Regions from separate parts of the Homo sapiens genome. Here region 1 is linked to region 2. Evidence: read pairs that join two places in POLR2A ChIA-PET (ENCODE). Cell type or tissue: OCI-LY7. All regions are shown on one strand.

Region 1 (2,500 bases), 920 kb before region 2:
ACTAAGGGACACCCCATATGCAATTGAATCTAGCATTATTAACTTTAAATTTTTTGAGCCTGCCTAAAGGCCAGATATTATCAGCAGCTGAACAGCATCTACAGAAACCAGCTGCAAAGACAGAAGCAGAACAACTGGTTTGGTGGAGAGATCCAATAACAAAAAGTTGGGAAATATGTAAAATAATAACTTGGGGTAGAGGTTATGCTTGTGTTTCTCCAGGACTGAATCAATAGCCGATTTGGATACCATCAAGATATCTGAAACCTTATCAGGAGCCAGATGCCAAGGAAGAGATTTTGGGAGGATCCCAAGGACCCCTCAGTTGCAGCCATGTTGAGACTGATGCAGGAGGACCCCAACTGTCACAAGCAACACCTGTCAAACACAGCCACCTACTTGGGGACAGATCAAGAAGCTGTCACAGATGGCAGAAGAAAACCTGAGGAAAGCGGGACAACCAGTCACAATGAGTAATTTAATGGTAGCTATGATACTGGTGATCACCATTGCTATGAGTATTCCTTCAACAAGGACTGACACAGAGAACAATCATACTTATTGGGCACATTTGTCAATCTTGGCTGGCAATAATGCCTGGATGTAATCACTCTATGACACAGTTACACATGCTTTCTGATATCAGCATTTATCATAATGAATCTGCTCCTACAATTAAGGCAAACTGCCCTCAAAAACCTATTTGTAAACAGGATTGGACCTGGCCAGAAAAAATGAATGTACTTGTTAAGGAAGATTGCATTGCAGAACAGGCAGAGGTGCTGCGCAATGATTCCTATGGAATCATTATTGATTGGCCCCCTAAGGGGATGTTTAGCTTGAATTGCACCTCTCAGTCGGCATGCCACAGCCACACCGTGTTCAGCTGGTCTGAACAAAATGGTCAGATGGTAGAAATGGTAAGAAGTATGGCAAGAGTTCCTATTATCTGGAAACATGGCAGTACAGTGGCACCTCAACCTCAAATGATATGGCCAGTTGTAGGAGCTAAACATAAGGCTTTGTGGAAACTATTAATAGCTCTTAACAAGATCAAAATTTGGGAAAGAATAAAAAAGCATCTATAAGGACACTCTACAAACTTGTCTTTGGATATTGCAAAATTAAAAGAACAAATATTTAAAGCATCTCAGGCACACCTGACCTTAATGTCAGGAACTGGAGTGCTTGAAGGAGCTGCAGACAGATTAGCAGCTAGTAACCCATTGAAATGGATAAAAACACTGGGAAGCTCTGTGATTTCAATGATGATTGTGCTTTTAATCTGTGTTGTTTGTCTTTGTATAGTCTGCAGATGCAGATCCACACTCCTGTGACAAAGCTGCCTTTGTTTCACTTTGCAAAACAAAGAAGGGGGACATGCTGGGAGCAGGACCCCAAAACTGGAAACAAGCAAAATCTCTGCAGCACTGTGACAGGTTCATGGTGTCCATGACAACCACATTGAAGGTTGTGGGTTTATCGGAATTAAGACAAGGAACACCTGGCCCACCCAGGCCAGAAAACCACTTAAAGGTGTTCTTAAACCACAAACAATAGCATGAGCAATCTGTGCCTTAAGGACATGTTCCTGCTGCAGATAAATAGCCACACCCATCCCTTTATTTCCCATAAGGAATACTTTCAGTTAGTCTATAATCTATGGAAACAATGTTTATCACTGGCTTGCTGTCAATAAATATGTGGGTAAATCTCTGTTCAAGGCTCTCAGCTCTGAAGGCTGTGAGGCCCCTGATTTCCCACTCCACACACAATATTTCTGTGTGTGTGTCTTTAGCTTCTCTAGTGCCACTGGGTTAGGGTCTCCATGACTGAGCTGGTCTCAGCAAAATGGAGAAATGTTTCTACTAATTAACAATTTTTCTAGTAATAAAACTTCAAATAGCAAAACTTCCAAATCTCCTTAATTAAAACACTTTATAATTTTGAGTCTCTTATAGAGGCCAAAAATTTAAATGGAAACTTGTCAAAATAATTGCCATGTACTGCCAACTATTTGCAATAATCAAACAGAAAACATTTTTTGGCAATTTGCTGAAGCTATGAATTCTAGGTACAAAAGTTCCTCACAGAAAAACTAGGCATATCAGTTGGTGAATTTTGGTCCTACTAGGCTGGCAATGTTACACAGAAAAGCAGTATTAAGACTTGTTTTTGTTCAAACAGCTTCTTTAACATTGCACAGCTTTCATTCCATCTTAAATCAACAAGTTGAATGAGTAGACAAGGCAGTTCCAAATCCCTTGTATTCAGGTAGATTGAGATGAAGATTAAGGCAAGGGGCCCACTCTCTCACTGTCTACTTCTAATACTTCTGTTACCTTACTCTGTGCTATCATCACTGTCTGAACACACAACCAAGCCTATGGCCAACACATCAGATGCTTGTGGCTCCCAAATAATCAATAGCCTCCATCATGGCTGTCATATTGTCATTGACAATTGCCTAACACTTTTCTTCACTGACTTTCCATTATGT
Region 2 (2,500 bases):
AGTCCCAGCTACTCAGGAGGCTGAGGCAGGAGAATGGCGTGAACCTGGGAGGCGGAGCTTGCAGTGAGCCGAGATCACGCCACTGCACTCCCGCCTGGGCTACAGAGCAAGACTCCGTCTAAAAAAAAAAAAGAAAAAAATTTCACTAAGTACTAGACAAAATAAGACTCAGAGGGGAAAAAAATTTACCTTTAAACTGGGAAAAAAATAATCTATTAGAAAATGAGGTATTTTTGGAATGGATAGTAAAGCCAATAATTATTGGATATTGCTCATCATAGCAGAAATCCAAAATTGAAAGATATTTTAGTAATACAAAATTAAGGAAATGTTTTTCTGCCATGATGTTCAAATCAGTATGGTTGGCTGGGTGCAGTCAGTCACGTCTGTAATCCAGCACTCTGGGAGGCTTAGGCAGGAGGATCACTGGAGCCCAGGAGTTTGATAGCAGCCTGGGCAACAATAATGAGACCCCGTCTCTTAAAAAGAAAACTAAAAAATTAGCTGGGCATGGTGATATGTGCCTGTGGTTCCAGCTACTTGGGAGGCTGAGGCAGGAGGATCACTGGAGCCCAGGAGTTTGATAGCAGCCTGGGCAACAATAATGAGACCCCGTCTCTTAAAAAGAAAACTAAAAAATTAGCTGGGCTTGGTGATATGTGCCTGTGGTTCCAGCTACTTGGGAGGCTGAGGCAGGAGGATCGCTTAAGCCCAGGAGGTCAAGCCTGCAATGAGCTATGATCATGCCACTGCACTCTAGCCTGGGCAACACAGAGAGATCCTGTCTCAAAAAAAAAAAAAAAATCAGTATGGTTGCTGCATTTCTGTAACTGGGGATATGCTTGGTGAAAATGAGGCCTTAAAAAAATTCCAAACCTATTTTCTTTAGGAATTCGTAAGCCCCAGGAGCCAGGGAATGTGTCTTGACCATTTCTTATATATCCCTAGCACCAAACAGAATGTCCTATCACAGTGTCTGGCACATACCACAAATACAGCAATGTTTGTGGAAGTAGTGAAGAAATTGATATAACATATCCATCAATTCATAATTTGATAATTCTTATGTTTTGAGGACCTTAAGCTTTTCCTTTATAGCTCTGGTATATAGGTAGGAAAAATTAACATACCCATCTTCAGAAAGCTAAGTACCTTCAAATCACTATGCTTGATTTATTTTCTTAAAATTCTTTCAAGGCAAAATATTATCTCCCATTTTACTTACAAAAATACAGAGGTACAAAGAGACAAACTGACCTGCCACAGAGTTAGCTACTGGCAGAGTCTAACTCTACTGATTTAAAGATGGGCTGAAAATAACCTCAAGCTAAATATAAAAAGATATAGCTCTGGTCAAGATGTATGATCATAAGACATTTTTATGAAAACCTATTCCCCACTAGGATACAAGTACATTATGAGGAATTGTACTTCTTAGTTATATTAAATATGCAACTTCAGAAGTTTATGAAAAACCAATTTATATTTTACTTACCTGCCACGGCACATTACTAACACTGTACACCAGATCAAGATTCAATTAACATAATAAACATAAATTATATCTTCGGTTCCAAAGAAAATAATGTATAAGGTCAGCTTTTTAAATAAAAGAGCTTTTCATAAACTAAAAAAAATCTTTTGCAAGGGTTTAACAATCACTTTTCTAATTACATATCTGATCCATGCCACTACTTCAAGCTCTTATATGTTTCTAAACCACATTTTTGTTAAAATAGTTGTGAGCAACAGATGCTTAAAACGTTAAACTATGAGATCAAGATATTTAGAGATGAGTGTTAAGCCAGAAAAATTATTTTCCTCTTTAAATCATCCATATATCATCTTAAACCATTTTAATGTTGGGGAACATCTGAATATCCTGTTACTGGACTATACACACTGTTTACCAATATTTATACACATAATAAAGTAGCAGTAAACAAACTAATACAATGGACACATTTAAAAAAAACTAATAATTTCTATGCTTTAAATGCAACTGAATACTATAAGCCAGGAATATAACTACATGGAGAAATAAAACTACAATTACTGTACCTTGGGAATGCTTTCGTTTAAGACCTGTCGCATCTGTACTCTCCTTATATCTTCTCCATTTGAACAGAGAAGGGAGGGAGAAGGGAGGGAGGTGGTAGACAACTAAGAAAGCAAAAACACTGAGCTTCAAAGTAAATTTTAAATGAGATTTGCCATTTTGCCTTTTTGTTCTAGTATTAACTTTAAAAAATGAGTTGTATTTGAAAAACATTATTCTAAATGCTTCATTTATATGATTTCTAAGAATCAGTAAAGCAAAACATTAGTATAATGTTTATCAAATAGCTGCTGTTACTGAAAGAAAAAAGGCAAATAATATCTAAATTTATTAAAAACAACTGATTATCATGTTTAATGTCTTTGCATAGAAAGAATTTTTAAAAAAGAACATAACATTTTCAAATGCCAAGAGATTTATAAACTCCATCTTTACAACACT

The links. Peaks named below come from ENCODE experiments on the same cell type or tissue, not always from the same donor. Only the 100,000 strongest peaks of a DNase experiment are listed, where the experiment ranks them.
Region 1: POLR2A ChIA-PET joins it to region 2 with 5 read pairs; 2 of 35 experiments call an interaction of 5 or more read pairs at or near these places.

What each region holds. Positions count from the first base shown.
Region 1 is chr14:52,170,729-52,173,228 of GRCh38, forward strand. No RefSeq gene overlaps it. Among named protein-coding and RNA genes, the nearest start is that of LINC02319, 46 kb to the left of the region's middle. In OCI-LY7, no CTCF peak of the experiment used is centred here; a DNase peak (open chromatin) is centred at 1,393.
Region 2 is chr14:53,094,056-53,096,555 of GRCh38, forward strand. The region is part of intron 2 of DDHD1 (DDHD domain containing 1); the gene reads right to left. Among named protein-coding and RNA genes, the nearest start is that of DDHD1, 58 kb to the right of the region's middle. In OCI-LY7, no CTCF peak of the experiment used is centred here; no DNase peak of the experiment used is centred here.